2 separate regions of the Homo sapiens genome follow, and region 1 is linked to region 2. A link is an interaction called in ENCODE POLR2A ChIA-PET data of the cell type or tissue named here. Cell type or tissue: A673. All regions are shown on one strand. Links, peaks and the distances in the headings refer to the core of each region. The heading gives the core; the rest is flanking DNA. Region 1 holds the start of LOC101929255 (a long non-coding RNA gene). Region 2 has its middle 63 kb from the start of TOP3B.

Region 1 (15,345 bases), core at 3,325-11,324, 370 kb after region 2:
GCACCTCAGCCACCCTGGGCATCACTGGCCTCTGGCCTGAGGACTAGGCCGATTATTACTGCTTAGCATGGGATACCAGCCTGAGAGCTTGCACAGTGCTCCAGGCCAATGGGGAACTGAGACAAGAACCCTCTTCCTCCTCCGCCAGGAGGGTGAGTGCCTGCAGCTGCTGCTCACACCTGACCTGTAGCTTCTGCTGCTGTAGCTTCCCCCATGGGCCTCGGGGCATCCAGGGCCTTGCCTAGGAGTGGAGGCTCCACCACTTTTGTCCTCAGAGTCAGGAACAGGGACCCCAGGAGACAGAATATCCTGCTCCTCAGCTTGGGACACAGGGTCTCTGCACTGAAATCGTGGGCTGAGGTGGCAGGTCCAACTGTGTCTTCACAGTCCTTCCTGTGCCTGCCCATGGTGTGGGGACGGAGTGAGGAAGTGTGGGCCATTGAGCTTCACTAGAGGCCTGAGGGAGCAGAGGTGCTCCCGAAGACCTGGACTCCTTCCGTCACCCTCCTCCCATCACTCTCCTCACTGTAGCTGTGGCCAGGTGAGGGCTCAGGGCTACTTGAGGACCTTGCTCAACCCAGGGCCTCCATCCCAGGCATTGTTTCCAAACTCTGTAAGGGCTGTCTCTGAATCTGTAGAAACATTTATTTCTATGTGCCCAGGACTGGGTTAGAGGGCACCAACCCCACCCCTTGCAAACTGCTCATCACCTCTCAGTGAAACAATGAGGAGAAGAAAGAGTTAGAAATCAGAAGCCTCCCCAAGGCTCCCCTCTCTCCTCTCAACCAGCCTCCCCTTGGCTTCCTCCTTCCACAGAAATAAAGAGGAGGCAGCCACAGAAGGCAAGGGAAGGTCCAGGCATTATACCAGGCAGTGGAGCCAGCCAGTCCCCCCAGATGGTGGAGGGAGGTGGTGGAGGTGTCTGGGACCAGAAAATAGTGAGGACCCTCTTACTAAAGTGAGGAGGGGTGGCATAAACTGAGGCTCAGATGGTGGACCAGATCTCCTGAGCCATCTACTCATTTCTTCTTGAGTTTCAGTTTCAGTAAGAATAGGATAAAAAAAAAGTCTGAAGAGGTTCCTTTCCTCAGATAAGAATTCGTAGAGGATTATTGCCCACTCAGGCATTGAGGGGAGGCTGAGCCTCCCTCTCAGGCCAATAGAACTGGGGGCTTTCATGGGAATTTGATTGTACTGAAGCTCCCAGACTCTGACATCTAAGACTTATGCTCTCGTAGCAGAGCCCAGCACTGATACCAAAATGGATAAAGGCTGATTGATAAGCCTGGAATATCCTAGCTGACACCGACTTGTGGAAAAGAGAATCAAGTTAGAATATTGATGTGATAAGGTGGCATCGCACAGTGAGGAGAGGAGAGCTTGTGTGGGGGAGGGTAGAGGAGCCATTAGAGGGTTGGACAAAGAGGACACAGAATCTGAGGTAAGTTTGTGAGGAAAACTCCAGATGCTTCAGAGAAGATGGACAAGGAGGTAGGCAGTATGAAGGCCATGGGACCAGCTCTAGTCACCGGGAGTGAGTGGTGAGATTCAGCACCAGTGTCTGGGGAGGAGGTACTGAAGCCTGGGTGAGGGGAGATGCTCAAGGCTGGCCTTAGGACCTGAGTGGGGCACAGTGATCACACTGCTGGGGGGTCCTTCAAGTGCAAGGGGGCTGCAGGAAGGCTCGAGCTCATTGTCACAATGAAAACTTAGACAACAGCTCCCCAGACTTGTTCAAAGGTGTCACAGGACTTTTTCCTCTCCACATGGCAACGGGGAGAGGAAAACTTATCTCTGAGATATATAAGATGTTTGTTCTCCATAACCTCTCCTGTCCCCTGGCTGAATTCCTATTTGGAAACAAAATGACTCTCCAGTTTTACATATGACATCCTCACTAAAAAAAAAGTTCCAGAATGAGAAAGATCTGCCCTCCCTGACCCACTGGTGAGGAATCTCAGCCTTCAGGACAACCAGACGAAATCGTTCATGCCATCTCCCATGACAGCATCATGGGGACCAGGGAGCATATCTTATGGGTTTGGGCCACACACTGCCTGTCCCAAACATTGCAGCTGGGGACACTTATATGCTGAACTCATGGCTGGGAGATCTGGGGTCTAGACATGACAGGAAGAGGAAAAAGACCAGGAGCTCTGCCTAAGTAGCCCCAGTGTGTGAATCACTCTACCCTCCACCCTCAACTTCAGTTCGTGATGGGTGTTGTCTTGCGAAAACTGACAGCTGGGCTGGGACACAGGCAAGAGAGACTCTGACCCACAAATCTCCATCGTGGGCTCTCTGGCCTTTCTGATATTCTTTTTGCACATCAATTCTGGGCCAAGACACATCCATGCTCATCAAGAAGGCATTGATAGGAGAATCAGGTAGCCTCCAGAGAGACAGGAAGCAGATAAACACCCTCATGTTGGCCTCCTAAGCTCAGAGGAGAAAAAAAAGGGAAAGAAGTTCAAGAAGCCACACTAGAAGCCACTGATCACCATCACCTCGGCACCTGTCCTCCATCTGCCCCTCTTTCAAGTAAGGACCAGACTCAGGGGACAGCACCTGCACCTCCCTTTCTGTCCATGCACTGTGTAGGGAGCCTCCTTCTGCTCTCATCTCAAGGCGACTGCTCCGCCAGGTCAGCCGTGTCACTGCTGAGAGTCTTACCTCAGTCCTGGTCACAGGGTCTTGGATCAGCAGCAACCTGGCTTTGATTCAGCTGTGACCCTGCCCCTTCAGGACACAAAGCCGATGATTAAAGCCTAACTGAACTCTCCTAGATTTCTCAAACCTTAGATTCTCCTTCTCTGTGTCCCTCTAGAAAGTGCCACCTCTACCAAATAATTTCATGTTATTTCCTCAGGTCTAGAGCTATTTGATTACCAAAATTCTATACTCACTCTTCTGCTCTCATTCCTTGTCATGGTCCATTTTCCACTCAGGAGCTAATGATGCCAACCCTGTATCTACAGGCCATTGTCACAAAAAAAAAAAGAAATGAGAGGGTTCCTTAGATAAATACAGGGTTAGCAAAGAAAAGTTTCATTACCCCTTAGGAATTACTCCAAGATCTAAGAAAATTAATTCCAGAGCTTCAAGAGTTTACTCCTCAGAAACAACAGCATGAATACATTAGGTAGTGAATGTTCTTGGTCTTCTCAATGAATAACCTCTGAAAGGTTCAGAGTATACGTTTCAAAAAGATAAGTGCATAACTTTCACAAAAATGTAATCTTAACTTATGTCATCAATTTTAATTGGTATATATATTTCTGGAAAAAAAAGCAGTATGATGGTAAAAGAAATGTAAAAAAGCCTTTGTAAAACCCAGTGCTTACAGTCCACCAGGATAGCACCTGTGAAGCAAATTTTCTTTGCTGAAGATACACCGCCTTTTAGAATAATAGCAAGATAGTTTGAATTTGTCTTCTTCTCTCACAACAATCTAAAAATTAACATGATCCCATTTATATGAAATATCTAGAAATATATCTGTACATGTGGACATTCCCATCGCACACCTCCCATCCAGGCTGTCCTAAAGTGGCATCTCCTCTTCTTCTGCTCATGTTCTCCCCCTCTCCTCACCTCTCCTGCTGACACGTGGCTCCTCCCTGCCTTCCTCTCCAGTAGCCCCAGCAGATCAGGCCCAACCAGTCAACAAGCTCCTGGACTTGGGGAACAAAAGTACATCTTCTTGGATTTCTGAGGACTTGCCCTGCCAGGGTGTCTTTCTCAATCCAATCTCTCCTTCCCGGCAGTCCACTTCTCCTAGATCCTGTAATTTATCTAATCTTATTCATCTGTATCTACTTCGTGGACTTCCTTACATCTTCACCTGAACACCAGGAATCTTCAGGTCATGCCCATATGCCCTTGGTTCTCCTGTAGTCCCTTCTTCCTTCTTCCCCTGTGATGCCACCAAGTCGAAGTCTCTTCTCAGACCCTGGAGTGCAGCAGGGACTTCTCTGGTCTCTGCCCCAGGGATTAAGGGGGTGGAAGAGTGGACTCCTGTGCCCTTCCTATGCCTGTGTTTTCATCAGGGTTAGCTGCAAAAGGTAGGGATTAGGCTGTCTAGGTAGGGATTATGGCATTAGGTAGGGATTATGGCATTTCCAGAGCTGAGCTCTATGCCCAGCAAAAGATACGTGCTCAGCAACTACTTGACAGAGACCTACCTCTTATCACATGGGACACATTATACTGGACCCAGGATGGGGCTGAACTGGGAGAGGTAGCTGTGGACCTGCTCCTCGCTCTGCCCTCACCCTAAGAGCTGATGGGGCATCCACCAGGAAGAGCATTCCTGGGCAGGGAGAGGGCCATGAGCAGCCTTGTCCTGTATGTGAGACACAGCTCAGCCCGGTCACAAGATCCAGATGACTATGACTGCAATTCAGGGGAAGTAGAGAATGAAGATTGACCAGAATAACCCTCTGGGAATGTGCCCTGGGCCTCCTAGAGGGAAGAGCTTCCCTTCTATTCAGCGCTGCAGGATCCACAGAGGAAGGAGAGCCCTGGCCACCAGGGAGGAGCCACATGAGAGGACCCGGTGTCCCCACAAATGGGAACGTGAGTCCATGAAAGTCGGTCCCTGCTCTGGGTTTGATTGTGACCTATGAGGACATTGTGTAGTCACCACCTGAGTCCTCTACAATAAACAGTGAGAGCGCCACGGACAGATTCACTCCCGAGGAGCCCAGTAAAGTGGGAGGACTGAGGTCACAGGGAGAAGACACAGGCACCACCTGGCCTGGCCCTGACAGGGGGCAGTGGACAGAACAGTGCGGAGGCAGTGGGGTCTCTAGAGGCTCTGGTCACCTTGTCATACCATGGTTTGTCTCGGTCTGGACACTAGAGGGCACTTGGGGATCATTCCTGAGAAGACTGAGGTTGATCAGAGCAGAACCAGCCACCTGTCCTGCCTAGTGTCCTCTGCTCAGGGCTCACAGCTGCGTCCTTTACACCCGTGGGACCACACAGCCCCACCCCTGCCACCCCCTGACATCCTCAGGCATAGGGACCTGACCCAGGGCCCAGGGTGGGATTAGAAAGCTGGGGGTCTGATTTGCATGGATGGACCCTCCCACTCTCAGAGTATGAAGAGGGGCAGGGAGAGATTTGGGGAGGCTCTGCTTCAGCTGTGGGCACAAGAGGCAGCACTCAGGACAATCTCCAGCATGGCCTGGTCTCCTCTCCTCCTCACTCTCCTCGCTCACTGCACAGGTGACTGGATACAGGTCCAGGGGAGGGGCCCTGGGAAGCCTATGGATTCTTGCTTTCTCCTGTTGTCTCTAGAAGCCGAATAATGATGCCTGTGTCTCTCCCACTTCCAGGGTCCTGGGCCCAGTCTGTGCTGACGCAGCCGCCCTCAGTGTCTGGGGCCCCAGGGCAGAGGGTCACCATCTCCTGCACTGGGAGCAGCTCCAACATCGGGGCAGGTTATGATGTACACTGGTACCAGCAGCTTCCAGGAACAGCCCCCAAACTCCTCATCTATGGTAACAGCAATCGGCCCTCAGGGGTCCCTGACCGATTCTCTGGCTCCAAGTCTGGCACCTCAGCCTCCCTGGCCATCACTGGGCTCCAGGCTGAGGATGAGGCTGATTATTACTGCCAGTCCTATGACAGCAGCCTGAGTGGTTCCACAGTGCTCCAGGCCCGGGGGGAACTGAGACAAGAACCCACTTCCTCCTCTGCCAGGAGGGTGAGCCCCGGCAGCTGCTGCTCAGGCCTGGCCTGTGGCTTCTGCGGCTGCTGCTTCCCTCATGGTCCCAGGGGCATCCAGGGCCCTGCCTGGGAGTGGAGGCTCCTCCTCCCCTTCTGTCCTCAGAGTCAGGAACAGGGAATCCAGGAAGCAGAATATCCCTCTCCCTTAACTTGGGACACAAAGTCTCTACACTGAAGTTCTGGACTCAGGTGGCAGATCCAGTTGTGTCACCTCAGACCCACCTCTGATAGGGAACCCATGTATTCATTATTCTCCTTTCCCCAATTCCAGGAGTTTCCGGAGTGGTGTCTTCCTCTCCCTGCTCCTCAATGTGAGTCCCTGTGTTTCTTTTCTCCCAGGCCTATTCTTTTTTTTTTTTTTTAACAAAACTCCTTTCATGAAGGAAAAATGCACACCTAATAAACCAGCTGAATTTATAGCATTAAATTCGGCCCATTTTGGCATTTTTCTGGATCTTTGAAAATATCACCACCACTGAGCTATGCAACCTCTGACTAACCCCAGCAGCCCTTCATGATGCTTTGTCATCTCCTTCACTCCCCGAATGCCCTCCTGGGCAGCCAGGAATCTGCCTTTGCCACTACTGTATGGTTTCCATTTTCTGAAACTTACTAGTGTTATCAAACACTATCTTCCCATTTGTTCGAGCTTCTTTCACTCTGCACACTTCTTTTCAGATTCTCCCTGCTGTTGCTGAATTGCATCCCATTCTACAGAGGGCTCATTACAACCTTTGAGGGTCTAGGACATTCTCTTCTGATTCTATTTATTTACTTATTTATTTTAAAGTTTGAATTCATTGTCCATCAAATCAAACTCTACGGGTGATGTTCATCTAAGGTGACAGGAGTCAGTGAGGGCTTCTCAGGATTCTTGCTTCTTCATCTCTTCCCTCTAATTCTTTCTATAATGGGAGAATTTCTTATCTTTTTAAAGTTTTTCTATTTATTATTTTATGTTGGCTTTTAAGGTTTTTAGTGTTTTTTAAAATTTTTTTATTTCAATAGGTTTTTGGGAAACAGATGTTGTTTTGTTACATAAATAAGTTTGTTAGTGGTGATTTCTGGGATTTTGGTGCACTCATCACCCAAGCAGGGAACACTGTACCCAATGTGTAGTCTTTTATCCCTCACCCCATCCCACCCTTTCTCCTGAGTCCCCAAAGTCCGTTGTATCATTCTTATGCCTTTGTGTCCTCATAGCTTAGCTCCCATTTATGAGTGAAAACATATGATGTTTGCCCTTTTATTCCTGAGTGAATTCACTTATAATGATAGTCTCCATTCCATCCGGGTTTCTGTTAATGCCATTATTTCATTCCTTTTTAAGGCTGAGTAGCAGTCTACATATATATATATATATATATATATATATATATACCACATTTGCTTCATCCACTCATTGATTGATGGGCATTTGGGTTGGTTCTATGTTTTTGCAATTGCAAATTGTGCTGCTATAAACATGAGTGTTCAAGTAATTTTTTCATGTAATGACTTCTTTTCCTCTTGGTAGATACCTAGTAGTGAGATTGCTGGATCAAATGGTAGATCCAGTTCTTTAATGAATCTCCACACTCTTTTCCATAGTGGTTGTACTAGTTTACATTCCCACCAACAGTGTAAAAGGGTTCCCTTTTCACCACATCCATGCCAGCATCAATTATTTTAATTTTTTTATTATGCCCATTCTTGAGGGAGTAAGGTGGTATTGCATTGTGACTTTGATTTTCATTTCTCTAATCGTTAGTGATCTTGAGCATTTTGCCATATGCTTGTTAGCCATTTGTATATCTTCTTTTGAGAATTGTCTATTCATGTCTTTAGCCCACTTTTTGATGAGATTGTTTGTTTTTTTCTTGCTGATTAGTTTGAGTTCTTTGTAGATTCTGGATATTAATACTTTATTAGATGTATAGATTGGGAAGATTTTCTTTCACTCTGTGGGTTGTCAGTTAACTCTGCTGACTGTTTATTTTGCTGTGCAGAGGCTATTTCATTTAATTCAGTCCCATCTATTTATCTTCGTTTTTAATGCATTTCATTTTGGATTCTTGGTTATAAAGTCTTTGCTTAAGCCAATTTCTTCTAGAATTTCTAAGGTTTCATGTCTTAGATTTAAGTCTTTGACCAATCTTGTGTTAGTTTTGTATAAGATGAGAGATGAAGATCCATTTTCATTCTTCTACGTGTGACTTGCCTATTATCTCAGCACCATTTGTTGAATAGCGTCTCCTTTTCCCACTTTATGTTTTTGTTTGCTTTGTCAAAGATCAGTTAACTCTAAGTATTTTGCTTCATTTCTGCATTCTCTATTCTGTTACATCGGTCTATGTGCCTATTTTTATACCAGTACCATGCTGTTTTGGTCATTATGGCTTTATAGCATAGTTTGAAGTCAGGTAATGTGATGCTTCCAGATTTGTTATTTTTGTGTAGACTTGTTTTGGCTACCGGGGCTCTTTCTTGGTTTCATATGAATTTTAGTTCTATGAAGTTCTGTGAAGAATGATGGTGGTATTTTGATGGAAATTGTATTAAACTTGTAGATTGTTTTGGCAGTATGGTCATTTTCACAATATTCATTCTATACATCCATGAGCATAAAATGTATTTCCATTTGTGTCATCTGTGACTTCTTTCAGCAGTGTTTTGCAGCTTTCCTGGTAGAGGTCTTTCACTTTCTTGGTTAGGTATATTTCTAAGTATTTTAGTTTTTTGGCAGCTATTGTAAAAGGGGTTGAGTTCTTGCTTTGATTCTCAGCTTGGTTGCTGTCGTTGTATAGCACTGCTACTGATTTGTGTCCTTTAATTTTGTATCCTAAAACTTGCTGAATACTTTCACTAGTGCTAGAAGCATTTGGGGTGAGTCTTCAGGGTTTTCTATGTATACAATCATATTATCAGCAAACAGTGACAGTTTGACTTCCTCCTTATCAGTTTGGATATCCCTGATTTCTTTCTCTTGTCTGATTGCTCTGGCTAAGACTTCCAGTACTACGTTGAATAGAAGTGGTGAAAGTGGGCATCCTTTTGTTGTTCCATTTCTCAGGGGAAATGCTTTTAACTTTTCCCCATTGAGTATAATGTTGGCTGTGGGTTTGCCATAGATGGCTTTTGTTGCCATAAGGTATGGTCCCTTCTATGCTGATTTTGCCAAGTTTGAATCATAAAGGATGCTGGATTTCGTTAGATGCCTTTTCTGCATCTATTAAGATAATCATGTGATTTTGTGTTTTAATTCTGTTTATATGGTGTATCACATTTATCAACTTGTGGATGTTAAACCATCTCTGCATTTCTGGTATAAAAGCAATTTGATCATGGTAGATTATCTTTAAGACAGCTGTTGGATTTGGGTAGCTAGTATTTTGTTGAGGATTTTTGCATCTAGATTCATCAGAAATATTGGTCTGTAGTTTATTTTTGTTATGTCCTCCCTGGTTTTGGTATCAGAATGATACTGTCTTCACAGAATGATTTAGAAAGGATTCCCATTTTCTCTATGCTGTTGAATAGAGTCAGAAGGATTGGTACCAGTTCTTCTTTGAATATCTAATAGAATTCAGCTGTGAATCCATCTGGTCCTGGATTTTTTGTTGTTTGCAATTTTTTTTATTACCATTTCAATCTAGCTGCTTGTTATTGGTCTGTTCAGAGTTTCTACATCTTCCTGGTTTAACCTAGTAGTGTTGTATATTTCCAGGAGTTCATCCATCTCCTTTAAGATTTCTAGTTTATGTACATAAAAGAGTTCATAGTAGCCTTTAATGATCTTTTGTATTTCTGTGGTATCAATAGTAATATCTCCCGTTTCATTTCTAATTGAGCTTATGTGGGTCTTCTCTCTTCTTTTCTTGGTTAATCTCGTTAATGGTCTGCCAATTTTATTTATCTTTTCAAAGAACCAGCTTTTTGTTTCATTTATCTTTTGTATTTTTTTTTGTTTTGACTTCATTTAGTTCTGCTCTGATCTTCATTATTTCTTTTCTTTTCCTGGGTTTGGGTTTGGATTGTTGTGGTTTCTCCAGTTCTGTGAGGGGTGACCTTAGATTTTCTACTTGTGCTCTTTCAGACTTTTTGATGTAGGTATTTAATGCTATAAACTGTCCTTTAAGCACCACTTTTGCTGTATCCCAGAGCTTTTGACAGGTTGCATTAAGATTTAGAACAATTGCAATCTTACTATCAATCAACAGCTTTTTAATTCCTGAGGATGTGACCTCATTTAATCCTGACAATAGCTTTATTATTGCTTTTCAGGCAGTAGACCGTGATTGAAGAGGTAATGCTTTGTGGCCTGGAGGTAAGGTTCTAAAATTTATCAAATATTAAATTGGTGCACAAGTAATTGCAGGTTTTACAAATAAAAGTAATGGCAAAACCCACAAGGACTTGTGCACCAATGTGATATAAACACTGGAGGTCAGTTAAATTTGAATTCAGTAAAAACAATGATAAAGAATCTGTATGTGTATCACCCACACAGTATTGTTCAATTGTAATACAAACAACTGGGTGCCCTGCATTTTATCGGGAAACTCCACACAGGGTTCGCAGCTTGAAAGAGGCAGAGCTGTGGCAGGCCTGCCCTTCCTGATGCCAGGTCTAGGTGCTTAACGTCAAAGACAGAGCTTCTCTAAGAGAGCTACCCTCAAGTGAACATGTCAGTTGGCACTAAATACATGTGATATGATCCCCAGTCAATGATCCCCACTCACTTCCCTAATTCTTTCTATTATCCTTTAAGTTTGCAGACTCAGGGCCTCCCCAGAAATTGCTGCAGCCTGAGTTCTGGACCTGGGACCGCATGTCCTGTCACAACCAGATGCAAAAGGGCTCTTTAGTCCCTACACAGAATGGCTTCAGCCAGGAGAGCATAAATAACATGTAAGATTAGAAGAGCTCAGAGGGGCTCTCCTTCTGTCCCATGACAGATGAAACTTCAGGGCTCTGATGCTTGTCAGGGAATCTCCTTCAGTGAGGCCAAGATCCCAGGACTTTACTAAAATTAGCAGAGTGGACCAGACAGGCATGTCATGGTACAGGAATTGTGTTCAGAACAATAAGTGCAGATGCATCTTAACAAGGGCCTTCACGTTCTATCTTTGGTGAAAAAGGAAATAGACAAAGGCATGGAGAAACTGAAGGACTCAATGGGTCTGGGACTGAGGTAGCGCTGAGTGCTTTGGGCTTGTCCTGGAGCAGTCTGCAGATGATAACAGCTGGGAAGTCCACCCCTGCTGTGACCTTGTTTCATCTGCCCACTGGATCAGTGGCTGTGTCCTCACAGGAAAGCTGGCTGTAGCCAGACTGGCCTTCTCCATCCCACCTGGGAAATGTATTCAGATGACTCTCTGGGGTGAGGTTCTACTAAGGGCTTGGGAGTTATGAGGAGGGGGCTGATTTGCATGAAAGAACCATTTCACCCCCTTTCCTTCATCTAAAACCCATTAATAGAAACTTCAGGGCCATTCATAGAAGTCCAGCTGGTCTCCTACATTTGTGGGGCATAAAGGATCAATGCCTGATGAATGCCTGATCAATCTAAAGGAAGAGGGGCTATCAGCAGGTAGTGGTCAGAGTGAGAAAGGAACTGACTTTTTTGAGAGATTCATCAACACAGCCACCAACTCTGGGACAAATGGGGTGACTCTCTGTAACTGTCACCCCAAATTACCCACAGGACACTGAGCCAGTCCCCTCATTCTATTGCTTCTGGTTCTAGTCCATTCCCCTATTGTCCCTAAACACGTTGCCCATGTCTGAGTCCAGGGTGGCAGGGATACCTCCATCCCAGTCAACATCTACAGAGGGCCTCTTCTGTTCCCCTCTCACCTCATGCAGGTTACTACTGTTGTGGGTCTGGTGGAGTGGCCCCTGGAGAACACAAGGTATCCCTTCCTCTGGAAAGCCAGGCATGTAATAGACATGGTATGGGTTGATGTAGAGCAGAGTGGCTCATCCAGATGCAAAGCAGTAAGACCTTGGCTACAGAAAATTATTTCACAAAATTCCACACCCTTTCATGACAAAAACACTCGATGAACTATAAATAGAAGGAAACTACCTCAACATAGTAAAGACCATCTATGAAACTCCCATAGTTTACATCACATAAAATCTGAACAACCAGAGACATTTTCTGTAATATCAGGAACAAACCAAGGATGCATACTTTCACATCTTCAATTCCAAATATTATTGGAAGACCTAGGCAGAGCATTTAGCCTAGAAAAAGAAATAAACAGAATAAAAACTAGAAATAAAAGTATAAAATTATCTCTGTTTTCAGATGACATAATGTCATATGTAGAACGCCATTAAAAGACCCAGAAAATAATTCTGAAAGAATGATTAAGTGAATTTGGTAATGTTTCAGGATACAAAATCACCACTTAAGAACATCTCATGGCTAGGCATGGTGGCTGACGCCTATAATCCCAACACTAGGGAGGCTGAGGTGGGAGAATTGCTTGGGGTCAACAGTTCAAGAACAGCATGAGCAACAAAGCAAGAACCTGTCTCTACCAAAAATAAAAAAATAAAAAGGAAGGAAAGTCACTTGTATTTCTATACTTAACCAAACAGGACACCACCCAAAATGAAATTAAGAAAACAATTCAAGAGGACCCACAGACCCTCTGAAGGAAGGGGACTGCACCCGCAGGACCCGGGAGACACCGCAAATACTGTGAGTGCCTCAACTGCGGAAGTGGGAAAAGGAGACCCTCCTCTCCCAAACACACACCCCTACTGAAGAATGTGAAAGTCTGTTAGCAGGAGAAGTTCTCAACTTTACCTGGAACGGAGTTAAGTTAGACAGCCAAGCTCAGTGAAATACACAGGTGTAGGAGGTAGCGGGGAGGCCCTGGGAACTTGCTGAATCCCCAAGCAACCCATTCCTTTCTGGCACCACAGGAATACATCAGGAAGGAGGACAGACAAGCAGCGGGTAAAACTCCACGGGAAGAAGGACTTCCCTAGCTGAACTTTGCAACAATTCGAATCGGGTGAGAGGCCTCCTGGCTCTAGTATCCATGGCACTAGTATCCATGGCTGAGAGGCCCATGGATAGTTCACATCACAGGACTCTGTGCAGAAACCCCCAGTACCAGCCCAGAGCCGGGTAGACTTGCTGGGTGGCTAGACCCAGAAGAGAAACAAAAATCACTGCAGTTCAGCTCGCAGGAAGACATCCACAGGAAAAGGGGGAGAGTGCTACATCAAGGGAACACCCCATGGAACAAAAAAAATCTTACCAGCCTTTAGCCCTAGACCTCTCCTCTGACAGAGCCTACCAAAATGAGAAATAACTTGGGGGGAAGAGTGGGAGAGGGGCGAGGAGTAAAAGACAACAAACATGGTACAGTGTATACTGCTCAGGTGATGGCTGCACCGGGATCTCACAAATCACCCCTAAAGAACTTACTCATGTAACCAAACACCATCTTCCCAATAACTTACAGAAAAAAAAAAAAGAATATTATAACAATGGAATCATATATTATGCAGCCTTTCAGCATTGGCTTTTTTCACGGAGCACAATTTCCTTGAGATATATCTGAGTTGCGTTGTATCAATTATATAGTTTGTTTCTTTTTATTGCTGAGTAATGTTTCATGGTACGGTTGTATCAAGCTTGTTTAACCATTCGCCAGTTGAGGAACATGTGGATTATTTCCAGTTTATTTTTTTGGCTATTAGGAATAAAACTACTATGAACATTCTTATACATTAAAAAAAAAAGAAAACAATTCAAATTTCGTCATTAGAATGAGTAAAATGCGGCTGGCACGGTATCTGGTGCCCATAATCCCAGCACTTTGGGAGGCTGAGACGGGGGATCATCTGAGGTCAGGAGTTGTTAGAGACCAGCCTGGCCAATATGGTGAAACCCTGTCTCTACTAAAAAAAGATTAAAAAAAATTAGCTGGGTGGGTGGCACACTCAGTGATTGCAGCTACTCATGAGGCTGAGGCACAATAATCACTTGAACCCAGGAGACAGAGTTTGCAGTGAGAGGAGATGGTGCCACTGCACTCTAACCTAGGTGACACAGTGAGACTCTGTCCCAAATAAATAAATAAATGTAAAATACTTAAGAATAAACTTAAGAAGGTAAAACACTTGCACATTGAAAACAATAAAACATTGCTAAAAGAAATTGAAGAATACACAAATAAATGGAAAGACGTTTTTGATTATGTATTGGAAAACTCAATATTGTTAAGATACCAGTAGAAACCAAAATAAAATATACTATAGAGTCATCACAATCTTTATCAAAATTCCAATACTACTTGGTACAAGAATGGATATAATTCTAAAATCCAGATACCCAAAATAGCCAAAATAATCTTGTAAAAGAAGAACGTTGTTGGAATCCTGACACTTCCTGATTCCAAAGCATACTAAAAAGATACACTAATCAAAACAGAGTGGTACATATAGACAGACATACAGACAAATAGAATAGAATTGAGTGCCTTGGAGAAAACTCTCAGTTATATGGTCAAATGATTTTCAACAAGCTTGCCAAGACCATTCGTGAGGGAAAGAACAGTCTTTTTAACAAATGCTGTTGAGAAAACTGGATATCCACATGCAATCTGGAAGTGAATCAAAGACACAAATGGGAGAGCCACAACTGAATCTTAAAAGAAAACATTGGGAAGTAGGTCCACAACGTAGGGTTTGGAAATGATTTCTTGGATATGGCACAAAAAAGACAGGGAAAACATAGAAAAAGAAGAATATAGATAAATTGCATTTCATCAAACTGTAAAACTTATGTGCAGCAAAGGACACTACCAACAGAGTGAAAATGCAGATAATAGAATGGGAAAGATTGTTACAAACTTTATATCTGATAAGGCATCCAAGCTATAGAAAGAACTTCTACAACTCAACAGTAACAACAAAAATAGGAATAACCCGAAAAAAACAAGGACAAAGGACTTGAGTAGATATTACTACAAAAAAAGATCTACGAATGTCCAATAAGTACATGAAAAGATGTACAGCATCACCAATTATTAGTACACTGCAAATCAAATCACAATAATATACAACTCTATACCCATTAGGATGGCATTAACCAAATAACAGAAAATTAAAAGTTCTAGCAAAGATGTTTAGAAATTGCAACTGTTACGATTTGCTGGAGAGACTGCAGAATGATGCTTCCACTGTGGATGCCTTATGGCTGTTCCTCATAAAATCAAACATAGAATTACCATTTTATCAGAATTTTCACTTCTGGGAATGTGCCTGAAAAAATTGAAAGCAAGATCTCAAAGAGAAAATTGTACATCCTCGTTCATAGCAGCATTGTTCACAATAGCTAAAAGGTGGAGGCAGCCCAAGTGTCAACTAATGAATCAACAAGATATATTATACACACACAAGGGAATATTATTCAGCCTTAAAAAGAAAGTCTGACCCATGCGATGGCATGGATGAACCTTTAAGACATCATGCCGTCAGAAATAAGCTGACTTCAAAAGGACAAAAATTGTTTGCCAGCCCTTATATGAGGTACCTAGAATAGTTAACTCCACAGTGACAAGAAGTAAAACGATGTTTCCCAGGTATGAAGTTTGGTTT
Region 2 (15,345 bases), core at 3,437-11,436:
ACAGAATGAAGGGACAACATGTATTCAGTGGATTCTGCTCTCTTATCAGACTGAGTCACTGCACAGACTGCTCACAGGGTTTCTCCACTGCATTCTGCCTCACATAAATAAACACCAAGAGCCATAGGATATTAGTCAATTATATTTTCTCCTTCAGTGTCATACTTGAGATCTCTATCATATTTGAAATTGGACTCAGAGAGCTTCAATTATTTTGTTGCAATATATATTATCTTTACAAAAATTACCTAGACTACTGTGTTTCTGAAAAATAAATCTTACAATTTATTTTACTTCCATGATGGTATTAAACTTGAATGGTTAGCATATCAGCCAGTAGTGTGTCTGGGGCTGGACAACAGAGAGTGTTTGGGGTCCATTCCTGAAGGGTGTGTGTGTGCTCAGAGCTGGCATCATCCACCTATTCTGACTCCTGCCCTCTGCTAAGTCCTCACAGCTGTGAACTTCCAAACCCCTGGGACAACACAGCTCCACTCCTGCTCATTCCCCTGATCCCCAAAGGCACAGGGCCCTGATCCTGACCCAAACACAGAGTGGGATCAAAAAGCTGAGAGGTTGTCACTTGCATAGGTGGATTTTTTTCCTCAAAGAGTATAAAGAGAGGGAGAAAGATTGGGAGAAGCTCTGCGGTAGCTGTAGGCACAGAAGGCAGGAATCAGGCCAATCTCCACCATGGACTGGTCCCCTCTCCTCCTCATACTCCTCACTCACTGTACAGGTGACTAGACACAGGCCCAGGGGAGGAGCCCTGGGAAGCCCAAGGGACTCTGCTTTCTCATCTTGTCTCTAGAACAGTATCACCACTTCTGTGTCTCTTCCACTTCCAGGGTCCTGGGCCAAGTCTGTGCTGACTCAACCTCCATCAGTGGCAGGGGCCCCAAGATAGAGGGTCACTATCTCCTGCACTGGAAGTGCCACCAGCACTGGGGGTGGTTTTCATGTTAATGAGTACTAGCAGCTCCCAGGAATGGCTCCATAGCTCCTCATTTGTGAAAACAGCCATTGGCCTTCAGGGTTCTGTCCTGGTTCACAGGCTTCGCTGAGCATTTCTGGGCTCCAGTCTGGGGATAAGGCTGACTATTTTTCTTTATCTTGGCACACAAGCATTAATGCTCACACAGAACTGTAGGCCACCGGGGAAGGAAGACAAAGATATGCTGTCTTTCCAGTGACAGAGTTTCCCTGTGCAGCCCCCAACCCATTCACCAAATAAGTGCTTAACTGTGATTTTTTTTGGTGGACAAAATGTGGAGTATGAGAAGCACTGAAGCAAACATGGTCTAAATAATGTTTCCCAGTCCTCTCTCAATTCTACCCCCATATCCAACCCTTGGCAATAATAAATTGTCATACTGTCATATATTGAAATAAATATCTATATTAGTCCATTCTCACATTGCTATAAAGAACTACCTGAGACAGGGTAATTTATGAAGAAAGGCTCACAGTCTTTAATTGACTCACAGTTCTGCAGGCTGTACAGGAAGCATGAATTGGAGGCCTCAGGAAACTTACAATCATGGAGGAAGGACGAGGGGAGCAAGTACATCTTGATATGGCAGAGCAGGAGAGAGAGAGAAGGGGAAATACTACGCACTTTTAAACAACCAGAACTCACAAGAACTCACTCATGATAGTGAATCTTAAGAACAGCAAGAAAGAAATCTGCCCCCACGATCCAATCACCTCCTACCAGCCCCTCCTCAGCATGAGATTTGGGTGGGGACACAGAGCCAAGCCATATCAATTCCTCAATACCAGGGTCAGGCTTCCCTGGGAACCAAGTCCATCATGGATCAGGACAGGACCAGGAACACAGCACCCACTGTGTCTGACCAAAGAGCCTCAACTGCCAGACGTCTGTCCATCCACACCATTCAATTAGCACCTACTATGTGCCAGCCTTAGGTCTAGGGGCTCAAGAAACAGGGTGGACAAGACAGGAAGTGTCCCTGTCCTCATGGACCAGACACCATCTGGTGGAAGAGATGAGACAATTGAGTAATAATATCAATACAATAAGATGTCATCACTTAGTGAGGAGAGGAGAGGAGAGCTCAGTAATGGTGGTAGAGGAGCCATCAGAGGGTTGGACAAGGAAGACAGAGGATCTGAGCTAAGTTTGTGAAGAAAAGTCCAGATGCCTCAGACAAGATGGACAAGGAGGTGGGAAGCATGATGGCTGTGGGTCCAACTAGGGTCACTGGGGGAGACTGTTTATACCCAGCATATGTTTGTGGGGAGGAGGGACTGAAGCCTGGGTGAGGGGAGAGGGCTCAAGGCTGGCCTTAGGACATGGACAGGATGGTATTGAGTCACGCTGCAGAAGGAGCCTTCATGGGCAAGGGGGCTGGGGGAGGCCCTGAGCTCATTACTCCAACGGAAATATCAAACTGCCTGTTAGCCTTTGTCAAAGGTATCAAAGAGACTTTTTCATTCAAGATGGCAAGAGAGGAATCTCCCTCTTAGACTTCTTTGAGATATTCTTTCTTCATGACCGTTTCTTGCCCCTGGATGAATGCTCACATGGGAGCAAATTACCTCCTCAGTCCCAGGATTTCAATTTGCACACAATCCCCCCAGAATGATCGAGACCTGCCATCCCTGACCCACTGATCAGGAATTCTGGCCTTCAGGACAACTTGACCAGATCAGTCACACCATGTCCCCTGACACCATCGTGGTGACTGGGGTGAACTGTCAGACTGGTTTGGGTAATACATGTCCTGTCCCTGGAGTTGCAGAACCTGTTCAGAAAGATAATGGTGTGGATGGAGGGAGGCTAATTCCAGCCACATCAGAAAGCAAGAAAGACATGGAGACCACCCTTGAGCTGGCACAGCATCCTTGGGTCTCACATGTGTCTCTAGCGACTGGAAAAGGAACTCAGATTTAACTAATTCTATTTTCTCATCTGTCACTCTCCCTTTCACTACTGACTCCTGAAGCCCCAACAAAAGCAGCACTATGGGATTATGGTCATGGAATAGAGGCCTTGCTGCTGAACTTTTCTTTTTTATTCTAAAAAGTACAACACAGATAATGCATATTAACTAAAAATTATAAAAATGTATTTAAATGATGTGACAATGAATGTATAAGGGGTTAATAGGAGAAAATAATAAACAATGTTAAAAAATACAAAATACCAATACACTATAAGAGTTATACTATGTCATGGATTGTATAAATCAGTATTGTAAAGATGGCAGTGTCCTAGGATTAATCCATCAAATTAATATAAGTGTAATTAAAATTTCAGTAATATTTTAGGAAACTGCTTAACTTATTTTAAAACTCAAATTGAAAATTGAGATAAAAATTACCTAAGATTATTTACCAAAAATTTGTAATGGAAGTGATACCAGATATTGAGTTATTTGACCAAGCAATATTAGCTAAAATCATGCATGATTGAGATCTTGACATTTACATAATTCTCTTAAAAATTAGAGTAGATAGGACTGATGATTTTTTATGTGACCTTGGAAATATGGCTAACTCTGTTCATAAAATTAAGTAGAGTACCTAATTCATACTTTTATTAAAAAATCCAAACAGATTTAAAATATAATTTAGAAAAGAAAAAGTTTAAAAACTTTAGTTTGGAAAAATAGAAATATTATTTTTATTTCATATGAGAAAGTACTTCTTAAATAAACCCAAAAGTCAATTCATAAAAGAAAATTTGAAGTATTTGGTTGCAATTATTTGAAGCTTTTTTTTTCCCAAAGAGGACCACAGTTGGTAAAAAGAGAGAAGGATATGCAAGAGTGGAAAGACATTGGCAAGGACAAAGTATTGCTGTTTGCATCCAGAAGACAACTTTGAAATGAGCGAAGACAGAAAAAAAGGAAACCCAGTAAAAATGTTCAAAGGACACAAACAAGCCATTCACGGGTCTCAAAATGAGAGCAGATAAATGTGACATCAAAATATGTTAAATTCCACCAGAGACAAAGAGAAGGGAATAAGATCTTCAAGTAGAAATTGTGGAATGAGCCAAGCATGTCTGTGCATGGGGAGCTTTCCAGGCCTTGCAAAAAGCAAAGAGAGTAAGAAAAGAGCAAGAAGGGAGTGAGAAGCCCTTTTGTAGAGAAACCAAGAAAAGAAAGTTTAGAGTGTTAGAGCCTGGGCCAGAAAGATAAAAGAGAGAGAAGAGGTAGATAATGTGGGATTTGAGTGACCTTTGATTCCTGTGGGCATACTTCTGAGTAAGACATGAAGCCACTGAGGGTGGAAAGCTGTTAAATGATATTGCAAATTTAAATAAAAAAAAAAGATGCCAGTGAGGATGTGGGGAATCCCAAACTCTCACTCACAGCAGGTTGTAAAAACAAATTCAGCTATTTTGAGCAAAGTCCCTCAGCACGAAGATACCTTAAGAGGGTGAGCATCTGTCTTGCACCAAGTCCACTCTGTACAGAGACACAAGGAAATGTTTATGAGAAGGTCCTTACTAGGGGAAAAGTATAAAAAACAAGCTAGTTGTCAAACACAAGGGGAATTTATAACCTGCAGTTAGCTGATGGAATGCTAACTAGTTGGAAGTAATAAAATAAAAGTATTATTATGAGTTTCAAAGGCAATAAATATATAAATAAAATTAAAAAGCCAAGAGCTAAAGAAATAAATTATTTTAAAATATGAACATGCACTATAATTTTTTTTAAGTTTATACCATGAGCTATTTGAAAGTTAGACTGGAAGCACATTATATACACTTATGTAAGAGCCTCTGAAAAAGATGGAAACACATACGAAGGTTAAAAGATAATTTAAAACAATAGAGAGTTATTTCAGTAGCTGAAGATATGAGTGCCAATAAAATGAATGCGATTCAACCCTGTGAGCATTGCTTTCATAAAAAAATTAAAACAGAAAATGAATATTAATAGATGACTTAAGTGAAATCACAATGTATGTGGTGATACAGCTGAAAGACAAACGTTTTGTTAGTAAGAAGGGCATCGCTAAGCCTGATGAGTGCTTTGTTTAGAATTCCCAGCTACCCTGGATTCCTCTCCAACCTCATGAACAGCTTCAGAAAAGAGGATCAGGACAACCGATGCTCCTCTCATTGAAATGCCCGGATGTGGCAGAGAGGCAGGAAATATTTTGGGTCTGAGGACAGTGAGGATCATCACTGAGATGATCCTGCCCAAATGAAAACCACTCAGGGCCTCCAAGGGAGTTCAGCCATCAGCTCACTGGACTAGGTTTGGGATGCAACACTGACCTGCCCCGACCCAGAGTCATAATGAGCCAGGCCACCTCCACCCACTGGGTCAGCTCATCTCCTCTTTATCTTTTCTCCTTCTGACCTGTGAGTACCCAGATCAGGGTGGACAAGTAAGAGACACATAGCAAGGTCTTATGTGAATACAGTGACTCTACCTTACGACGTTTTTGGGAGATACAAAGGTACTTAGAGGAGCTCAGTTTCCAAAGCAGTGCTCCAGGAAGCTGGAAATCTGCACTATGCTCTGGGCTCCTCTCCTCCATCTCCACCCTCACTATTCAGGTGAGAAAGAACCTTATGTCGGGGGATCCACACCCAGCTCTGCTCCATACCCCCTCACTCTCTGGCTCACTGGGTTGTAAACCTGCTCTCATGGCCCTCTCTGTCCCCCTGCAGTGTCTGTGGCCCAGGCAGGGCAGACTCAGCAGCTCTCTGTATCCAAGGGCTTGGGATAGACAACCACACTCACCTGCACTGGGGACAGCAACAATGTTGGCAAAGATGGAGCTGTCTGGCCGCAGCAGCACCAGGGCCATGCCCCCAAACACCTGATCAACAGGAAAAACAGCCAACTCTCAGGGATCTCAGAGAGATTCCCTGGCTCCCGGTTAGGAACATGGCATCTCTGACCATCTCTGGCCTCCAGACCAAGGACAAGCCTGCCTATTACTGCTCAGCCTGGGACAGCAGCCTCAGTGCTCACACAGCGCCTCAGGGGAAGTGAGACGAAAACTCAGGAGCTCCCCTAGCTTCACTCGGTATGCGGGGGCGTCATAGAGCACTGTTTAAACTAAACCAAAAATGACAAGGGCTGGTTTCCACGTGACAAAGTGTGTGCTATTCAAAACTATTAAAAATAATATCATAAGTTAAAATAACTAAATCTGCAGTATTAATGAATATTTATAGGAAACATTGTTGTGAATATATTTGTGGCTAGATACTTACATGAACATACACATGCATTAATCAGTAGTAAAAATGAATGCAAGGGTAAACTAAGGAAATATTTATTTTCCCAGATTTTCCTTCTCTTTTATTTGGAGATGCTGGACTAAATGCTCAGAGGTTCCGGTGGTCTGCCTTTGAGTGTGTGTTCAGCAGGGTCACCTCAAGCTTATCCCACCTTCTTATGACCTGGGCCCATGCCTGTCCTCTCATTAGAATCCCCTTTCCCTCTGTCACAGAGCTCTCTTTATTCCTTCTACAGACCCAGACTTGTTCCTCACACTTAGTTGAGGCTTCCTGGGCCCCACGTCCCTGTTTGCCCCCAACACCCACACAAGACAATGATCCCATGTGTGTGCTCTTGTTGTGCCCTTTCCTTATCCTCTGACATACCTCAGGCAGTATCTGGAAAGAACAAATGAAGTGGGAGCGTTAGCTTGTAGTTGAAAATGATTTTTGATATTTTGGGGAAAATATCTGGTTTAAAGATAGTTTTCCATCGAGATAAAAATGCATGTGTGACAGCACCACATTTCTAATGGCGGACCAAAGCCCCCCACATCTTTGCCCCCCACATGGCTCCAGGGACATTGACTTGTTAATATACAACCCAGGAGAGAGCACTGTGTCCTATGCAACTGCAATGCAGAGGCAGGTTTCTGCCCGCTCCTCCAATGAAGTGAGTAGCAACCCCAACCCCATCTTCACCCATCATTTAGATGACCCCCATACAACCACAACATAGAAACACATTGATCAAAGGGCCTTTTTCTCTTTGCAGAGACCCCTATTTGTTTATTTGGCATGTGAGATTTTAGACTTTTACCAACAATTAAAATATACTTTATTAGAAAAGTTACACTTCTTAAGAAACTCTGATTCTTACTGTGAAGTTAATACCTAATGCATCCTATAAGCATAGTAAGTGGAAAATTGTTCTGTAAGGAGAAGATTAATCAATGAAATAAAATACAAGTATTTGAGAGCAATCTAATAGGTAAAAGATTAGAGGACATAATTGTGAATGCCAGGTGCAATATAAAGGAAATGTGGGCCGGGCATGGTGGCTCAACCCTGTAATCCCAGCACTTTGGGAGGCCGAGGTGGGCGGATCACCTGAGGTCAGGAGCTCGACACCAGCCTGGCCAACATGGAGAAACCCCATCTCTACTAAATATACAAAAATTAGCCAGGTGTGGTGGTGCATGCTTGTAGTCCCAGCTACTCAGGAGGCTAAGGGAGGAGAATCACTTGAACCCAGGAGGCGGAGGTTGCAGTGAGCCAAGATCACACTATTGCACTTTGGCCTGGGTGACAGAGTGAGGCTCAGCCTAAAATAAAATAAAATAAAATAAAACAAAGGAAATGTGAATACCTAGAGTTGATTAAATTGTGGCCCCTCACCTTCAACACTCGAAAAGCTCAGAGTGGGTAGAAAAGCTTGTTGAGTTATCTTCTGATGTCATTGACAAGATAAATCAGGGACAATAGAAGGAATATGTGGAAAGAGGTGCCAGAGGCTAGAGGGGAAAGTGTGAAGTAGCCAGCAGAGAGGAGCCTGCTGGCTGACTACTTGTGTTAGTAGTAGCAGGTGGTGTTGACGCCATCTCCCAGGGGAAAACCCTGGGAAACAGGAAAGCTAAAAGCAGGCTCACCATCCTCATCCCTAACAGAACCACTGAAGTGAGCACACCAGAGTGTGGGGTTCCCTCCCGGCTCTTCAGATGACATTGTTATTTGGCACCAAGCTGATGTTAGTATGTTCTTTATAAATATATATTGCACAAAGAATTGCATAAAACCTTCAATAATTTAATGAGGACTTTCTCACTTAAAAAGGTTTTTATGTCTCTTCTGTGGCCCCCATAGGTAGCCGGGGATCCCTCACTGCATTTCAGTCTGACAACTCATCACATGGACAGAGTCCACCGTGTGTGACTGTGTGTCTGTGATAATAGGTGGCAAAGCTTCACTGTCATAGCCGCACCTGCTTCATTGCCTGGTGCTTGCCTTTCTGAAATAGGAAAATAAACTCTTACCAATGTGTCATAATTAGGTTCTATTTAAAATCTCCTACCAAAGTTAAGAGCAGCCTGCACAACTGGTCCACAAAATGAGAAACCTCCAATTTATTTGGACTCTTTTCTCTACCCTACCCAGTGATCCAACTGGTCACCAGCCATGTGGATTCTCTCTCCAAAACGCTTTTAAATTCAACTCTCCTGTTTACTTTCCATTCTCATGTCTTATGTCAAATATTCATGTCACTTACCTAGTTCTGATCAGTTCTCTGGCTCCATGGACAGCTCCCCCAACTCTGCCTCCCTGACCGTCTCTGGGCTGCGGATTGGAGATGAGGCTGACTTCTCCTGTCAGTCTCATGATGAAAGCTACAATCTCACAGTGCTGCAGGCCCATTGGGCAGTGACAGGAAAACTCCCCAGAGCGCCCTCACCCTGAGTCTGCCATCAGCCTCTCCCCACCAGCATGGGTTGCTTTTTCCTGTCCCCTGTTTGAATGTTTGAATTCAAATTTTCTGTTTATGTGTCTCTCTATTTTCTTTCCAAAATACACAACTTTTTCTTTCTTGTCTTCATGGATGGTTTTTCTGGTCCCTGTGAAATTACTTTATGAAGAATATTTAGTTTAAAACATGGCTTCTGAACATTGTCATTTTAACATTGTGCACTGGGTCATTCATTGTGTGAGGGGGGCTGTTCTGTTCATGGTTGGACATTTATAAGATTATTGGGACTCACACATCAGATGCCTATAGCACCCTAATTCCCAAATTCTAACAAACAAGCAAAAAATGTAGACATTGCAAAATATCCTAGGGAGACAGCACTGCAGAATCACCCTTGTCTGAGAACCACTGGATTAAAAGGACATGGTTTCACGTATTGGGCAGCCTTTTGTGTTGAACCCTCCTTATCCCATTCCACTGAATATAAGGCTACATGCATTATATCTCGATAGTTCCAAATTTCCTCTTAAACAAATGTGTGGGATACAACTCCAAAGGTTATGTTGACAGATGAATAATCCTCTGAACACCATTAGTTCAGAAAACCTGCTACCCAATGTACAGCATCTCTTGCTGACCAGAGTGTGGAGTGAAACATTTGACCAAACTGTGTGCATAATTGCTAATTCAAATTTTTAGGTAAAACACCTAAAACATAACACATTCTTCTCTACTTATCCTCTTAGGGGTTGCTTTTCAAGCATGGTGTACAAAATTATGACAAGGCCTCGTATGTGTGGAGTTTACATTTTAGAATGGGTAGACGACAGTAGACAAGAGCAGCCTCAGAACTGAGCAGTCAGTGAAGTCCTTTTTTTAGCCCTAGCGCTGGATGCAAATTTTACCAGCTGCCATTTGTGTTTTTGGGCTTGCTCCACCCAGTACAGTCCCCATGAACTGCATGTTGATATGTATATTTCAAAGTTAATTAATTAAAACTAAATAAACTTTAAAAAATATTCCTCAGCCACACCAGCTTCATTTCACCTGCCTCCTGGACTCATGCTCTCCATCCATGGCTCTCATGCTGGAGAGTTCAGACACAGGGCATCTCCACCATGGCATAAAGTTCTACTGCAGAGCACAGTCTGTGACAATCTATTTAACACTTCCTTAGGCCAGTTTCTTCATTACCTGTAATGGGGATATAGTAACACTCAAGTTCTCTTCACAGTCTGGAACACTATTCTCTGTGGGAGTATTACCTCGGCCCCTTCTTCCTACAGAACGGAGGAGTGATAATGTAACTAGTATTGGCCAATAAGATGAACAGAAATGAGAGGTGTAATTTCTGAGCAGTAGATGTAAGATTAGCCTGTGCTTTGTCAAGTTCTATCATCTCTGACGTAACACCCACAGTGTTCTCACAGAATTCTCTCAACCATCCTGCATCCTGGGATGAAGGTGAAGTGAACTGAAGCCCCAAGCATTTCAATCAGAGATGGGAATGGTGGAGGAGTGAGAAATATACATTCGTTGTGAGTCACCAAGATTTCTGTCAATTTCTCACTGCATCCAAGCCTAGCCAGTACTGAGTGCTATGGAAATTATAAGTGAATGTGGGGAGCCACAATGACAAAATTAACATCTATCTATAAATATATATAATATATATTAATTACATTATATCATATACTAATATTAATATATAATAAATATATAATATATAACACTTACATATTATATAAGTATATAATATATAACACTTACATATTATATAAGTATATAATATACAATAATTAATCTATATTACATATAATATATTAATATAAATATATATACATAATTTGATTTGATGCAATACTGTGAACATTTAGTAGACTACGGAGATTGCATGATGTTTCATTTTATTCATTGGCAAATATTTAATTAAGCTGTCACCATAATAAACATTAAAACACACAGAATTGACAAAATAATTCTCCTGAGCTGTGGATATACAAGTTAGACAACTGATTAGAAGCATAGGTTCACTCCTGTGCCATTTGTGGAATTTTTACAACTTATTTACTTTAAGTGATGATTTTAAGCATAATTGGTTTTTGTTCTTGCTTTTTATTTATTCAAGCAGAAGAAAGACACAAGAATGATAACCCACATACATACAGAGTAGTAGAATGGCAAGAGCTAATTATTCTCAAACACAAATTCTTAAAGATAAATGTAAAATATTTGAATTAAACATTTTGCTATCCAAAAAAAGGTATGCCGTTTTTTTCCTGAGTACTCCAGGGCAGGAAAGTATATTCATCAATCCCCCTGGTGTCCGCTTTCTTAACACATTGTTCATATTGGTATATATTTTTTTCTTATTACTTAACTTACTCATCCTATATATTGTGTTTCCTAAATATATTTCAAATTCATTCTCAGCCTTGTGATTTCCCTCGCCCTCATTATGTCCCATGTCCTGCTGGGGCTCCCCCATACCACCCCTCTCCTCATCTGTAATGCCCCCTCCCAGTTCCTGCCCTCCTGGGAACTGCTGTGCTCTTTTCTGCCCTGAGCCTTGTTACCTCCTTCTTGTACTACCTATTTGTCTCAGTGAGCTCCTCTTCCATTCTTCAAAGGCTCCAGAGCCCTAGAGAAGAGCATCATCTCAAAAAATTTCCCAAGAAGCTGCAAGTAATGAGAGTGTCTAAGACCACTCTTTCTGCTTTATGGCAATTTTATATTTAACGTGGTATTGAGTCTTGCTGAATTTTCAGTCTGAAGTCATAATGTGCTCAAATATACAAATTCCAGAGACACAGAGCAGAATGGTGGCTGCCAGGAGCTGAGGGGAGGAGGAAATGGGGAGTTGCTGGTCAACAGGTGTAAAGTTTTAGTTATGCAAGAATATGTTATAAAGATGTGCTGTGCAACACTTATCTAAATATTAATTATTAATCAAACAAAAAATTCAAAATTATTAACACACATTTCCCCCTGGGTTTACTGGACAGATGATTTTATATTTGTCTCTGCTAAGTAGACTAAGGTGTAAGGATTTGGCACGAAAGTTGTAAACCACAAACCCAGCCAAAAACAAAATATTCTTTATACAGTTTTTCAATAAATAAAATTAATTTAATATTGCTAGTTTAATAAAATAGCTGTGTCTTCTAAGTTATAGATAAATTTTGCATATTTTTCACTTTAAGGATCTTACTTAGGTAAACAACTGCATATACCAACTACTAATATTACTAAGAAAAAATGATTTAGAGAAATAAAAATAATTTTCTTGTGTCTCAGTTTTCACATATAATCTAAATAAATTTTTAAGTAACTAAATTAGATGAATATAAATGAAGTAAACACTTCTATCTAAACTTTTTGTATAATTTAAAATCTTAAAAAATAAATTAAATAATAGGTACTCTTAAAAAAGTGTAGGTCATTTAAAATTAAAAATATATATTTTGGATATAGTTATAAAAATATTAAAATAGTTCTCATGTATAAAAGATGAATTTATGAGAGACAATTCAAAGTTTCTTACATCCTAGGTTTTGAGTAAAAATTATTGTTAAAATAATTAAAAATTCTAATTAATATATAATTCAATATATAAAATAAGACAAAAATAAAAATACTAAATATATGTTTTTAAGTTAAAAAAGCAAAGTCATAAAATATATGCTTTATTAAAATAATTTTGCCAAGTTAAGATGTTATATAATGGTTACTTATAAAGCAATATAAAATAAATTAGAGAGATATAAAATATTATAAATATAGATATCTTTTTGTAAAAAACATTAGAACATAATTTTATATTGAACAATCTTATATAATTTTTGTCCTAAAATAAGATGATTTACTATTTTAAGAAGACAAATCAAAATGTCCCAACAAGTCTTAGTCTATGTAAATTATAATAAAATACATTTGGGAATTATGTCCCAACATATCTTACTCTATGTAAATTATAGTAAAATACATTTGGGAATTATTTAATAAAATTAAGTATAATTAACAGGACTATAATTTTAAAAATTATGTCTTCCTAAATATTAAACTTTAATATTGAAAATACACAAATACAAAACTGAATATTTTGATTTTCTATGTCCAAACACAGTTTTCTTAATATTAATTTACTCTAAATAAAAGAGTTAAACATTGATTTTTAATTTTAACATCTATTTCTCTTTAAAACTTCTCAAAATTACACTTCAAAAGTTCAAATTTTGTTAATATTTTCACACATAATTTACAGACTTTTATTGTCATACCTTTCAAAAAAATGTAATTTTTTTACTTCACTGGGACAATAACTCTTTTCTTTAACCTTTTTTTAAATTATTATACTTTAAGTTTTAGGGTACATGTGCACAACGTGCAGGTTTGTTACATAGGTATACATGTGCTATGTTGGTTTGCTGCACCCATCAATTCCTCATTTATATTAGGTATTTCTCCTAATGCTATCTCTCCCCCAGCCCCCCACCCCCAAACAAGCCCTGGTGTGTGATGTTCCCTGCCCTGTGTCCATGTGTTCTCCTTGTTCAACTCCCACTTATGAGTGAGAACATGCGGTGTTTGGTTTTCTGTCCTTGTGACAGTTTGCTTAGAATGATGGCTTCCAGCTTCATCCATGTCACTACAAAGGACATGAACTCATCCTTTTTTATGGCTGCATAGTATTCCATGGTGCATATATGCCACATTTTCTTAATCCAGTCTATCAGTGATGGACATTTGGGTTGGTTCCAAGTCTTTGCTATTGTGAATAGTGCCATAATAAACACACACGTGCATGTGTCTTTATAGTAGCATGATTCATAATCCTTTGGGTACATACCCAGTAATGGGATGGCTGAGTCAAATGGTATTTCTAGTTCTAGATCCTTGAGGAATCACCACACTGTCTTCCACAATGGTTGAACTAGTTTACAGTCCCACCAACAGTGTAAAAGCGTTCCTATTTCTCCACATCCTCTCCAGCATCTGTTGTTTCCTAACTTTTTAATGATCAACATTCTAACTGGTGTGAAATGGTATCTCATTGTGGTTTTGATTTGTATTTATCTGATGACCAGTGATGATGAGCATTTTTTCATGTCTGTTGGCTGCATAAATGTCTTATTTTGAGAAGTGTTTGTTCATATCTTTTACCCACTTTTCAATGGGGTTGTTTGCTTTTTCTTGTAAATTTGTTTAAGTTCTTTGTAGATTCTGGATATTAGCCCTTTGTCAGGTGGGTAGATTGCAAAGATTTTCTCCCATTCTGTAGGTTGCCTGTTCACTCTGATAATAGCTTCTTTTGCTGTGCAGAAGCTCTTTAGTTTAATTAGATCCCACTTGTCAATTTTGGCTTTTGTTGCCATTGCTTTTGGTATTTTAGTCATGAAGTCTTTGCCCATGCCAATGTCCTGAATGGTATTGCCTAGGTTTTCTTCTAGGGTTTTTTATGGTGTTAGGTCTTTTTTTTTTTTTTTTCTTTGAGACAGAGTCTCGCTCTGTAGCCCAGGCTGGAGTACAGTGGCGTGATCTCGGCTCACTGCAAGCTCCGCCTCCCGGGTTCCTGCATTCTCTTGCCTCAGCCTCCCAAGTAGCTGGGACTACAGGCACCTGCCACTGCGCCCGGCTAATTTTTTTTTGTATTTTTAAATAGAGACGTGGTTTCACCGTGTTACCCAGGATGGTCTCGATCTCCTGACCTTGTGATCTGCCCGCCTCGGCCTCCCAAAGTGCTGGGATTACAGGCGTGAGCCACCGTGCCCGGCCATGGTGTTAGGTCTTCATTCAAGTCTTTAATCCATCTTGAGTTAATTTTTGTATACTGTGTAAGGAAGACATCCAGTTTCAGCTTTCTACATATGGCTAGCCAGTTTTCCCAGCACCATTTATTAAAGGGGGAATCCTTTCCTCATTGCTTTTTTTAGTCAGGTTTGTCAAAAATCAGATGATTGTAGATGCGTGGTGTTATTTCTGAGGCCTCTGTTCTGTTCCATTCGTCTATATATATGTTTTGGTACCAGTACCATGCTGTTTTGGTTACTGTAGACTTGTAGTATAGTTTGAAGTCAGGTAGCATGATGCCTCCAGCTTTGTTCTTTTTGCTTAGGATTGTCTTGGCTATGCAGGCTCTTTTTAGGTTCCATATGAACTTTAAAGTAGTTTTTTCCAATTCTGTGAAGAAAGTCAGTGGTAGCTTGATGGGGATAGCATTGAATCTATAAATTACCTTGGGCAGTATGGCCATTTTCATGATATTGGTTATTCTTATCTATGAGCATGGAATGTTCTTCCATTTGTTTGTGTCCCCTTTTATTTCATCGAGCAGTGGTTTGTAGTTCTCCTTGAAGAGGTCCTTCACATTCCTTGTAAGTTGGATTCCTAGGTATTTTATTCTCTTTGTATTAATTGTGAGTGGGAGTTCACTCATGATTTGGCTCTCTGTTAGTCTACTATTGGTGTATAGGAATGCTTGTGATTTTTGCACATTGATTTTGTATCCTGTGACCTTACTGAAGTTGCTAATTAGCTTATGGAGATTTTGGGCTGAGATGATGGGGTTTTCCAAATATACAATCTTGTCATCTGCAAACGGAGACAATTTGACTTCGTCTTTTCCCAGTTGAATACCCTTTATTTCTTTCTCTTGCCTGATTGCTCT

What was found. ChIA-PET counts read pairs that join two places held together with the same protein. Peaks named below come from ENCODE experiments on the same cell type or tissue, not always from the same donor. Only the 100,000 strongest peaks of a DNase experiment are listed, where the experiment ranks them.
Region 1: POLR2A ChIA-PET joins it to region 2 with 12 read pairs; 2 of 35 experiments call an interaction of 5 or more read pairs at or near these places.

The regions. Positions count from the first base shown.
Region 1 is chr22:22,404,631-22,419,975 of GRCh38, forward strand. It overlaps LOC101929255 (a long non-coding RNA gene), which reads right to left and starts at 4,567. Exons shown (of 3, transcript XR_938052.4): 1 at 3,595-4,567; 2 at 2,907-2,972. It also overlaps IGL, the pseudogene IGLV1-41 and IGLV1-40. RefSeq lists a silencer at 186-245. In A673, for the core only: a CTCF peak has its summit at 4,865 (motif pointing right); no DNase peak of the experiment used is centred there; H3K27me3 peaks cover 6,499 bases.
Region 2 is chr22:22,037,950-22,053,294 of GRCh38, forward strand. It overlaps the pseudogene PRAMENP, IGL and the pseudogene IGLV10-67. Among named protein-coding and RNA genes, the nearest start is that of TOP3B, 63 kb to the left of the region's middle. In A673, for the core only: no CTCF peak of the experiment used is centred there; no DNase peak of the experiment used is centred there; H3K27me3 peaks cover 429 bases.